4 separate regions of the Homo sapiens genome follow, and regions 2, 3 and 4 are each linked to region 1. A link is a contact called in ENCODE Hi-C or POLR2A ChIA-PET data. All regions are on one chromosome and are shown on one strand. Each heading gives the region's core, a stretch centred on a gene start or an enhancer-like site at or near the end of the contact. The rest is flanking DNA. Distances are from core to core; before and after follow the strand shown.

Region 1 (2,702 bases), core at 59-2,558:
TGGATTGCTGGGGTCTCAGCAGGGAACAAGATAAATATGGCCTCGACCTGCATGGAGCTCATAGATACTAAATTCAGAATACTTAAAAAATAATTACGGGGTATAGTACATTCTAGGAGAAGCATAACAAGACTTCTGATATAAATGGCAGGCAGCTTTCTCAATGAAGGATTTTGTAATCCCAATAATCACTAATTTAATAATCAGTACTGTTTGCCCAGCCTTATGCGATAGTTTTTGCATTCTCTCATTTAATCCTCTCAACAGCCCCAGTAGGTAGATGACTTTGAATATCCCCATTTTGCAAATGAGAAAATTGAGGCACATTTTTTTTTTTTTTTTTAGACAGTCTTGCTCTGTTGCCCAGGCTGGAGTGCAGTGGTGTGATCATAGCTCACTGCAGCCTCGACCTCCTGGGCTCAAGCGATCCTCCCACCTTAGCCTCCCGAGTAGCTGGGATTGCCGGTGCATGCCACCGCCCACTGCGCTCAGCTTGGAGTTGAAGGGACTCTGGAAGATGTAGAAGTGGCATTGTCAGTGCCTAGATTTAAATCCCAATTGCCCTCCAGGGTCCAAATTCTTAACCATTACGCTCCAGGGCAAAAGTATGCAAAGGCTCTGGGGCTATAGAAAGATGAGCTTTGGATGGAGGTAGGAGCCAGATCAGAGGGCCCTGATAGACGAGAGTGGGGACTCTGCCTGTCATTACAGAGCAATGGGAAGCCGAGGGCAGGTTCTCGCAGGAAGGATAGGAATTATTCTTTGAAGATGCTTGTGGCTGCTGGGTAGAGAGTGGAGTGGAGGGAGGCTGAGATCGGGGAGGAGGTTGCTGCAAAGATCCAGGCCAGGAATGTTGGAAGACTCTGGGCTGGGGGCCATGGGGTGGGGATAAGTGGTTCTATTTGATACATAATTAGGAAATCGTGTTTGCTGAAGATGCGCAGGAGAAGGGTAAAAGGAGTTTCTGGGAGAAAGAGGAAGACAGCGTTGAGATAGTAGGCAGGGTCATCACCAGGCACCAAGGAGGATAAGGGGTCAAGCTCTGGACATGGAAGTCACAAGCCTGGCACCGGATTCGGGGCATGGCCGGGAGCCAGGGCAGAGCTCGTCGTTGCCAAACTCAGAGTCAGCCCATCCCCCGCCACCCAGAGCGCGTCGGCGCTAGGACCTAGCGACTGCCTTCGACCCAGAGGGCGCCGGCAGAGGCACGCATGCGCGCTGTTCCGGCAGGGGTTGTCGTGGCGCAGGGGGCGGGACCAGAGGCGGTCACGTGAGGGGCTCTGGGCTACCGGGTCACGTGACCGAGGCACAGATCAGCTGATGCCGGAGGGTTTGAAGCCGCGCCGCGAGGGAGCGAGGTCGCAGTGACAGCGGCGGGCGATCGGACCCAGGCTGCCCCGCCGTACCCGCCTGCGTCCCGCGCTCCCGCCCCAGCATGACAGCCCCGGCGGGTCCGCGCGGCTCAGGTGAGGGCGCGGGCGGCACCGTGGGGCCCCGAACTCAGGCGGGCGGGCTGTGTCTCCCACCTGGGGCGGCGGAGCTCCTAGTCTCTTTTTTTCTAAGCTCCAGCGCTGACTTTTCACGGTGGAGAAAAGGGCAGACGGCTCCTAGAACTTGGGCGGCGGGTGGGCACCAGCCTCTCCAATTCTTCCTCCTGAACCCAGGCTCTGCTGGGTTCCCAAACTCAGGCAGGGATCGCGCCGGGCCGCCAGCTTCTCCCTCTGGGGCGGCGAGGTTCCTGGGATTCCCACTGGGAGCCTAGGTTCCGATTGCTCAACTTCGTCTGGAACTCAGACAGCGGGCACCAGCTTCTCCAACCCGCACGTGAGACTCCCAGGCTTCCCCTCCTGATTCCAGGGGACAAATGCTCAGCTTCCCTAAGCTCAAGCCTGGAGAGCTGGAGGGATTGCCCCCAGGCGATTAACTCAGTTTTAGCTTTCCAAACCGCTGGAAGCGCAGCCTTCTTAAATTCGGGCTTCTAGCCAATTCTGATGCCACCCCTCCTCGGGGAGGCTGGAGGAAGACCCCTTGTGTTAGCTTCCCCTTCTGGAGCTAGCTGGGGACCCCTACCTGATAGATGTCCCGGTGTCCCAGCTAGTAGGGTCTGGGGTGGGTTAGCTGTAATCTCAGCTCTGTAAGCGGGCCCTGCCCTCTGGCTTTGTCGTAAACAGCCACAGCAGCATCTCATTGCAAAGGGAGGGGCCGGGAACTTGTCCCTCTCTGCAAGGGAGGTTCTGACAGTGCACACATTTATCCTGACTGCTTTGCTAGGCAGGAGGCCAGGCCCTAGAAAGCAGCACGGGGCCAGGCCCTAGAAAGCACATCCCCATGGGGGTGTGACAGGGACAGTTTTGGGCTACTGTGACTGGTTTTGACTCCAGCAGTTGCTGAAAGCTTAGATCTAACCATTAGGCTGGAAAAAAATAAACAGTGATTAGAACAGCTTGTGTTTGCTGAAGAGGTCTTTATCTGCTGTGTCTCACTGAATTCTCAGAGCAGCTTCAGGATCTCAACCTCAAGGCTCAGGGAGAGGGTGGACTTTTTTTTTTTTTAATAAACTTTTTTTTGTTGCCCAGGCTGTAGTGCAGTGGCATAATCCTAGCTCATTGTAACATCGAACTCCTGGGCTCAAGTGATCCTCCCAACTCAGCCTCCCGGGTAGATGGGGTCCCAGCTACTAACTACGGGCATGAGCCGTCACA
Region 2 (2,702 bases), core at 123-2,622, 800 kb after region 1:
GATCACAAGCGTGAGCCACCGCGCCCGGTCAGAATGTTTTTTCAATAATTATTCTTTGAATGGGTCCTTCCCATCATTCAGGGGACTCAACTGTCAATTTCCAAAGAAAGATCTTTCCCAATCATCTGACTTTACGTAGCCACCCTCCAGCTTCCACTTATTTTGTTTTGTCTTCAAAGCATTCCAGAACAATACTACCTGCTGTGTTTGTTTCCCTACTATGCTTCTCCCTAGAATGTGGCGTCCATGAAAGAATGTGGATAAGAACTTTCCTGGTTCACAAAGTTAAACCCAAGGCTGAGGTCATACATGACGGGGGCTTGTAAATATCAACTAATATTTTAATATAAATGAGTCTGAAATCAGGACACTTCTGGGTTCAAGTCCCCGCTGCCACTTTTTAGCTTCTGAGTGACTTGAGGCAAATGATTTCGCCTCTCTGGACCTCTTTTTTCATCTGTAGCTTGGGGATAACACTGACTAACATGGCCACGCTGAGCACTGCAAATCTAGCCTGATTGCCAGTCAGAATGCACGCCCGGCCTCGCTGTTTCAGGAGGGCTGTCCTCCGGAGTTCAGCAAGGTTAAAGGCAAACCTCTGCCTCCACAGCCTGGCAGGGGACTGGTGGCAGGATGTCAGCCCTCCGTTTCAGGGGTCTAAAGGAACACAGATTTCGTTTTTGGTGGAGAAAGGACAGAGCCAGAGGCTGGGCAGCGAGCGGGGCCTGCTCACCGCTTGGAGATCTCCTGGTAGCGTAGCTGCAGCTTCCCCTGCAGGTCATGCTGTGGGAAGAGGAGAGGAGAGGTCGGCCTGCAAGGCACCCCAGGAGAGAGGAAAGGAGAGGGCAAGGGACCAGGGATGGTCCGGGGATGCGCATTTTAAGGGAAGGCAGGGGATGAACACTCGGGGAAACGGATGTGGGTCCTGCAGGTGAAGAGCAAAGCCAGAGTCCGGGCCCACAGATCCAAGGCTAAGAAGGTCGGGGACTGGGGAAATCCCAGGCCTGAGTGGTTCCCAGGCCAGGAGAGGGTCCCGGGCTGAAGGGGTGACTAGCTGGGGGTTCCCAGGGAGATTCGGGGAGAGCGAAGGGTCCCGGCTTAGGAGGGAGGTGAGGAGCAGGAGCGGGTCCCGGACACACGGAGCCCGAAGCCCCCCATGGTGCAGCCCTGTCCGCCCCGCGCACCCCGGACGCCCAGTTCCGCAGCCGCTGGATGAGACGGGTGGCGGACGCCATCTTCCGTCCGCGATACTGAAGGGCGCAGCCGGTGACGTCTCCACCGCTGGGGCTGCTGGGAAAGACGCGGCGTGGTATCGCGAGACGGGAGTGGGCGGTGCTAGAACGTCCTATAAAGGCTCTCCCCGAAGCACGTGACTCCTCTCCGCCAGACCGCCGCCGCGCCGCCATCATGGACACCAGCCGTGTGCAGCCTATCAAGCTGGCCAGGGTGAGGTGGGGGCCCGAATTTGGGGGCAGGGGGAGGGATTAGAGGAGCCAAACGGGCCGGGTCTGAACCCAGCTTCTTTCCTCCAGGTCACCAAGGTCCTGGGCAGGACCGGTTCTCAGGGACAGTGCACGCAGGTAATCGGGTGGGGGCATTTGGCCGACTGCCGGCGACCTAAACCCTGATGTGACCTCTACCCTGCCCTAACCCCTGCCAGCCGGAATCCGGGAGCCGATTCTCATTTCATCACGGGGTTCTGATGGTTCCCTTTAACGATCTGTATTCTGGCCCCGACACGTTCTCTGAATTCATATCTGCTTCCCACTCCGCGGTGCCTTTCCGCGGCCCGCCCTTACTTCTTCCTCCACTCCGGTGGGGACCCGTAGGTGCGCGTGGAATTCATGGACGACACGAGCCGATCCATCATCCGCAATGTAAAAGGCCCCGTGCGCGAGGGCGACGTGCTCACCCTTTTGGAGTCAGAGCGAGAAGCCCGGAGGTTGCGCTGAGCTTGGCTGCTCGCTGGTGGGTGCAAAGAGGACACCCCTTTGATAGACCTTTGGTTGGTGGTAGGGAGGCTTCGTTAAGCCCAGGGTGAGAGGGTTTGGGAGGCAGAGTCTACATACAGAGACTGACAAGAGGGAGGCGGGAGTTTGCCAATTGCTGCGGGGCCTGTCAACATCTCATGTTTGGGTCTGTTTACAGGGTCTTGGATGTCGGGTTCGACCACTTGGCCGATGGGAATGGTCTGTCACAGTCTGCTCCTTTTTTTTGTCCGCCACACGTAACTGAGATGCTCCTTTAAATAAAGCGTTTGTGTTTCAAGTTAACTCAGGTTCTTGTCTGGGTTATACGACTAGGGTTTCTCCAGGTTTCTTGAGTGGCTCCCAGGCGGTCACCGATCCTCCGCACTCTGGAAATCCTGGCCGTGCGGTCTTGCCAAACGAAGCTTTTCCTTTTTGAGGCGGGGGGTCGTGTTTGTCGATTGCACCCTCTACCCCAAACAAAACACAAGCGTAGTAGGAATGTTTTATTAGCAAAGAAGTTTCAGAGAGTGGGTGGATCAGGGCTCTATCACTTGGTCCCCACCTCACCTTGGTGGGGCCAGAGTGAGCCCCTTCCTGCCACAGTCACCCCAACTGAAATTGCCTTTCTCTTCGGCCAGTGTTAGCCTCTGAGCAGGGGACCCTGGACCCTTCTGTGCGCCAAAGGCTGAGGTGACTGACGAGGAGATCTCCCCACAGCTAGGTGTAGTGAGC
Region 3 (2,702 bases), core at 134-2,633, 780 kb before region 1:
CCTAACTTCAGCCTGAAACTCTGACACCCCCTCGTCCCCCACACCACACACTGAGGCTTAATCTCTGGTTTAGGCCACCGATCTGGACTAGCCCTGACTCCAGATTGGACCTGACCCCTTACCGGGTTGCTAATCCTTCTGGTTAAGCCTCTGGCCTCTATCCCCTATCCCCACGGTGGTGCTGACCTGGACTGAACCCCAATTCCAGTTTGAGTCTCTGAGCAGAGGTGAACTCAGAACTTTGCTAGGCTGAGCCCCCATTTGAGACTAGCCACAGAACTCACTGGGTTCAATTGCCCAACTGCAATCAGACATTTTCTAGCTCAGAAGCCACCAGCAGGTGGGGCCAGGTCTCAGCAGAGACATCAGTCCCAGTGTGGGCTCCCAAGGCTCTCCTCCTGGGCTCAGCTGTATCTCTCTGTTCTGGGAGCCTGGGTGCTCTGTGTAAGGGGAACGTATACCCAAGGGCCCCCCTGCAAGACGCCCAGCCTTGTCTGAGGCTGCAGAGAAAGCGCCAAAGCCCGGAGAGAATGGGAGTGGGAATCCCCAGTGCCTCCTCTCCTCTTTCATTCCAGCACCTCAAAGGGATTTACAAGGTGTGAACAGACTTTTATGGGAGAGGTGACAGACTTCCCTTCTCCAGGGCCCAGATGGCCCAGATGTCTGGGGGAGGGGCGGAGTCGGAATCTCAGGGGCAGTACTGAGAATGAAACCAGGTTAAACTGGAAAATGGGCAGATGCAGGCGCGAACTGGAAGGCAGCTGGGGAAAGGCCTGGGCCTGGCGCCCCAAGGACGGCCTGTCTTCAGTTTCCCAGCGGAGACTCTGGGGGAGGGAAGGCAGGATGCGGTGCGGGAGTTAATGGACCTGGCCTTGGCGAAGGCGCGTCCTGGGTTGGATCGAAACCCTCTCATCCGCCCTGTGGCCGGAGGGACCAGACCATTAGTGGGACGAACCTAGACGCCTGGAGCCGGGCCGGCTCGCAAGAACGGGGTGACCTCAGGTTGCCCCTGCAATGGGGTTGAGGAAGGACTTCTTGAGTTTGGGGTTTTAGTGTCTTGGCCCTTTAAGGAATAATTGCGGGGAAAGGGGAAAAGGAGATGGGAAGAACCGTTTGGAGCGGGGAAGGAAGATGAGAGGACGAGAGGGACCCCGGGGATTTGGAAAAAATGGGTGGGGGTTCTTTAAGGGGTCGGTCCAGCGGCGTCGAGTGGCAACGTTGCTTTAAAAGGGGGCGGAGCGTCCGTTGGGCCCCGCCCCCGAATCGCAGTGCTTGGGCTCCGCGCGGGTGGGGGCGTGGCAGAGCGTGCAGGGGGGCGGGGAAGAGTCTGGGGTGGGCGGGGCCGGGCGGGGCGGGGCGGGGCCAGGCGCACCGCCCTCGGCTGAGTCTCCCCGGGGAGGGCGGCGGGCGGCGGGCGGCGGGGACCGGGTGCGGTGGTGGCTGCGGCGGCGGCGGCGGGAGCAGCATGGATTGGGGCACTGAGCTGTGGGTAAGTCCAATCGGCCCGCCTCTAAGTTCCCCTTTGCTGGGGTCCAGGCACCCCCCTTTTGTCCCCAATGTATCTTAGAGGGGGCTCCGCGCCTTTCCCTTCCACCGACCCCTGGGTCCCCGCCCTCCACCCTCCGCTCTCTCTCGAAGTTTATCTGGGAGTCTCAGCACGCTCAGGGGCGAAGGGCGACTTTGCCGGACCGGAGTGGGGAAACTGAGGCACAGGGTTGCGAATGAGGCGGGCAGAAGGAATCCTGGGGCCAGGCCGGGGCGGCTGAGAGAGGTCACCTATTTTGGGCGCCCTGGCCGGGCAGGCGGCTTATCTTACGGCCCCTGGGTCCCTGCCCGTCGTCCGCCTGTCCGGCTAGGAGGGGGGAGGGGACCCTCTGGTCACCCTCATCCCCACCCACGTGGGACCTAGAAGTCCTGACCGCCCTTTCCCTCGCCTTTAATCAACACCTAGGGGCTGGGGACGCTCATGGAGGGGAAGGGGGATGCTAAGCTCGGCCTGATCCCCCTCCCTGGCTTCCCCCTGCTCACCCCAGGCCCAGGGCGGGACCGCCCCCTGGTCGCCTATAACCTCAGCCCTGGAAGCCCCAGAAATTTCCCCCTATCCTAGCCGGACCTCTGACCCCTCCCCTTGCTGGGGGCGGTGGAATCCCTGAGTTCTTAGTGCAGCGGGGGTAACCAGACTGCCACCCCCTCCTCCAATTCTGCGATTTCTTTTGGATGTGTAGTGGGGTCAGTGGGGTAAATTGAGTCACCCATCGGGGGATCCCTGGAAGCAGGGAGATTCAGGGAACCTGGTGCCTGCCCCCTGGCCACTCAGGGGCCCCCAGTCTGCCAGGAACCCTGCCCCTCTGGCCTTGACTCACGCCGGGCCGGCCGGATTTTCCGGAATCCGGGGGGATTAGGGGAGCCCGAGCTGGGGGAGTGGCCCTGTCCCCTTCCACGCCCCTCTTGGCGGTCCTATGTCGGAGACCTCCATCTCCCGGCCGGGGTGGCTGGGGCCTGGGCGCTGTTCTCCGGCCCTTCCCGGGAAGGGGAGGGGGTTCCCGCCAGTTTCCTGCCTCCCCCCGCGCCACGCCGGGGCGGCGCCGGGAAGCCACTCCTTCTAGGAGCGCAGAGCCTTGGCCCTCCCTGGGAGTCTGGTCGGCGGGCTGTGGGGTCCCAAAATCGTGACCCCGGCCCCTCTCCCCTCCTCCCCCACCATG
Region 4 (2,702 bases), core at 152-2,651, 690 kb after region 1:
AGCTACTCGGGAGGCTGAGGCAGGAGAATCGAATGAAACCAGGATGCAGAAGTTGCAGTGAGCCGAGATCATGCCATTGCAGTCCAGCCCGGGCCACAATGCAAGACTCCGTCTCAAAAAAAAAAAAAGAAAAAGAAAAAAGAAAAGAGAAACAGTGTAGCAGAGGGAAGGCCAAGTGCAAACGCCAGGAGTCTGAACTTGGAGGGACAGGTTCTTCCACACTTGCAACAGAGGTCTCCTGCCTCCCTGACCGCCCCGCCCCCCGCGCCCCTGTCTGTGTGAGGAAATCAAATCTCAGCTTGCCTAGGGCCCTGTGGCAGGGAGGCCCCAACTTCACCCCATGGGTCTTGGGTCTGCTGAGCTGAGTCAGAGAAAGGTTTATTATCCCCATTTTACAGAGGCTTATTGTCCAAAGGCGAAGCCACTTGCCCAGAGTACATGCGGTGGGCCAGCGACTATGAAAACCCCTGGGGCTGTCCTCTGTTCAGGGATCGCCCAGGCTCCCTGCCCCTGCGCGCTGCTGAGACTGGGTCATTTTCGGTTCTACCAGGCAAGCGGGGGACCCAGCCCCCACTGCTGCTGCCCTCAGCCAAAACCAGGGCTGCGCCACCACCCACCCGGCCTATCTCCCATCTTATCTCCCCAGCTCTGTCGCCTGACCCCTGCACCCCACCAAATCGCAGCCTTTGCCCGGTGCCCTCACCGCCTCGGTTGGCCCCCGCGCGCGCCTCGGGCGAACCCCTGGACTGGCCCTCCAACAGGGCCCCAGACTCGGGGTACCCAGGGTGGCCGCTGAGGCCTGGAGAAATCTGGGCCTCCCCTGTGCACCATCCAACTGCGCGCCCCAGAGGCTCAGGGCGCCCCGGGAGTGTGGGGGTGTGGACAGATGAGCAGAGCCAGAGCATCTCGGGCAGAAGAGGGGACCTGGGAGGGGGCCGGGGAGACAGACAGCGAACAGGGGTGAAGCCGGGGCCGGACGGAGCGCGCAGCGGACAATACTGGGTTCAAAGGGGAGAGATAAGGCGCAGACTAGAAACGCTAGGCTGGACCCGGGCCAGGCGCGCCGCGGGGCAGAGATGGGCGGAGCGGGAACGGGGGCGGGGGCGAGAATGGGGGGGCGGGGACGGGGGCGGGGATGGGGTGCGGGTGCGGGGTCGGGGGCCAGGGAGAGGCCTAGTTGCGTCGAGGGGGGCAAGCGCCTGGAGGACCCGGCGCCCGCTCCAGGCCCTGCCCCTCCAAGTCCCCCGCCCCGCGCCAGGCCCCGCCTCTCCAGGGCCCCAGCCCCGCGCCAGGCCCCACCGTTCCGGGGCGCGTGCCCCGCCCAGGCCCCGCCCCCACGGCCCCGCCCCGGGCTCCCCCCACTCAAGCCTTTTTTCCCCTGCTGGGGGCCGAGGCCCGGCCAGGAGCAGAGTCCGGCTGCCTGGGGCGGGCGGCGCGTGTCTGCAGCTGCTCCGGGTAGCCCGCTAGGCGCGCCGTCCCCAGCCCCGCCGCCGGCCCTCGGTGCGCCCGGCCGCCTGCACCCCCAGGTAAGCGAGCACCCCGCGCCGCGAACACCGCCCCGAACGCCACCCTCACGGCGGTCCCCGGCCCCGCCTCCGCGGCCATGGCGGCCCCAGCCCGGCCCCCACTCGCAGCTGGGCTCCAGCCCCCATCACCCCGCCGGGGACTGTCCCCCTCGGGGCTTCCCATCATGGCCGTCTCCCCGAGCTATCCGCGCTCCCCCACGAGGGCCGGGGCGCAACGGGTGCCCGAGGACGCGGCTGTGAAACGGGCTGGAGCGAGTAGGGGCGATCCTGGCCTCGTGACGCGGGGGAATCCGGATGTGTGAGCCGGGGGAGCGCCCCGTTTCCCCGACGTGCCAGGGCTGGGGACGCAGCTGGGGCCCTGGCCTCGGAGTCCGCAGCCCGGCCGCGTAGACGGCTTCTGAGAACCGCTTAAACACGTCATTCCAAGCCCGAGCTAACCCATCAGGCGGCCGGGGTGAGGTGGAGGTGCCCAGGCGGGGATAATGTCATTTGGCCTGGTTGGACCAGCCAGCGAGGGCTTTTTAGGCCCAGGGCCTAGCCGGGAGTGTGTGCGGAGCAGAAAAGAGGCCAGCCTGGCTGAAACGCGGAGAGGGAGGGTCTGAGGTGGAGAGAGGTTGGCCGGGGCCTGGGAAGCGGCGAGGAGAGTGTGGAACCCGTTCTCGGGGCGGTGGGGACCAGGGAGGCTTGGAACAGCAGGTGCATGGCGTGATCGGATTGTGTCTTAAGAACATCCCGTAGCCGCTGTGGGTAGGAGAGATGGGGATACTTGGAAGGGGGCTTCTGGCTTGACCTGGCTGGAAGGTGTGATAGGAAGTGGGTGAACTGAAAATTCGCTTTGGCAGAGTAACATCGTCTAATTCTGTCTGTTTGCAAGTGGAGCGTGGGGGACCGATGTTTCTCCTGGGTAGTTAGGAGTATATAGAAGAGGCTTTCATTGCTGGGTTGGGAGACTTGAGGAGAAGCTGCTCTGGGGGACACAGGAAGGTGGGCAGGGGGAGAGGCTGTTGTGGTTTGCAAAACCTACCAGATGGGGGAATGCTCCCATCGACTCCAGTCTGAGCTCAGGCAAGGTCTCAGGCATCTGAGCGCAGAGGCCAGGGTGACCCCACTGGGGCGACCTGGGTCTGTTATATGGGGATAGGGTTCCTGGACTGTGGAATTGTCTTTGAAGCCCTC

What was found. A loop is a pair of places that touch in the nucleus more often than their neighbours do. ChIA-PET counts read pairs that join two places held with the same protein, here RNA polymerase II (POLR2A). Pooled maps may share reads with other maps.
Region 2: a loop to region 1 is called in a pooled map, with 7 times the contacts of the local background. The contact joins the promoter of RPS28 here to the promoter of MCOLN1 in region 1. A Hi-C loop is called at or near these places in 8 of 50 pooled maps. POLR2A ChIA-PET finds 5 or more read pairs at or near these places in 2 of 52 experiments (HEK293 and WTC11).
Region 3: a loop to region 1 is called in a pooled map, with 6 times the contacts of the local background. The contact joins the promoter of TRIP10 here to the promoter of MCOLN1 in region 1. A Hi-C loop is called at or near these places in 6 of 168 maps with a recorded cell type or tissue (CD4-positive, alpha-beta T cell, CD8-positive, alpha-beta T cell, ascending aorta and 3 more), 2 of 37 single-sample maps with no recorded cell type and 20 of 50 pooled maps.
Region 4: a loop to region 1 is called in a pooled map, with 3 times the contacts of the local background. The contact joins the promoter of CERS4 here to the promoter of MCOLN1 in region 1. A Hi-C loop is called at or near these places in 1 of 37 single-sample maps with no recorded cell type and 4 of 50 pooled maps. POLR2A ChIA-PET finds 5 or more read pairs at or near these places in 1 of 52 experiments (GM12878).

The regions. Positions count from the first base shown.
Region 1 is chr19:7,521,316-7,524,017 of GRCh38, forward strand. It overlaps MCOLN1 (mucolipin TRP cation channel 1), which reads left to right and starts at 1,309. Exons shown (of 14, transcript NM_020533.3): 1 at 1,309-1,466. The coding sequence starts at 1,436. LOC105372261 (a long non-coding RNA gene) reads right to left here. Exons shown (of 3, transcript XR_936294.3): 2 at 1,527-1,847. RefSeq lists a silencer at 1,343-1,472.
Region 2 is chr19:8,320,124-8,322,825 of GRCh38, forward strand. RPS28 (ribosomal protein S28) reads left to right here and starts at 1,373. Exons shown (of 4, transcript NM_001031.5): 1 at 1,373-1,446; 2 at 1,533-1,580; 3 at 1,830-1,968; 4 at 2,149-2,702. The coding sequence starts at 1,408. The coding sequence ends at 1,952. It overlaps NDUFA7 (NADH:ubiquinone oxidoreductase subunit A7), which reads right to left and starts at 1,252. Exons shown (of 4, transcript NM_005001.5): 1 at 1,185-1,252; 2 at 734-783. The coding sequence starts at 1,235. KANK3 (KN motif and ankyrin repeat domains 3) reads right to left here. Exons shown (of 11, transcript NM_198471.3): 11 at 2,461-2,702. RefSeq lists enhancers at 1-339, 340-1,307, 1,162-1,401, 1,308-2,275, 2,276-2,702.
Region 3 is chr19:6,738,297-6,740,998 of GRCh38, forward strand. It overlaps TRIP10 (thyroid hormone receptor interactor 10), which reads left to right and starts at 1,384. Exons shown (of 15, transcript NM_001288962.2): 1 at 1,384-1,489. The coding sequence starts at 1,466. RefSeq lists enhancers at 1-709, 789-878, 899-1,028, 1,478-2,245 and silencers at 1,229-1,508, 1,549-1,638.
Region 4 is chr19:8,207,969-8,210,670 of GRCh38, forward strand. CERS4 (ceramide synthase 4) reads left to right here and starts at 1,402. Exons shown (of 12, transcript NM_024552.3): 1 at 1,402-1,526. RefSeq lists a silencer at 1,083-2,002.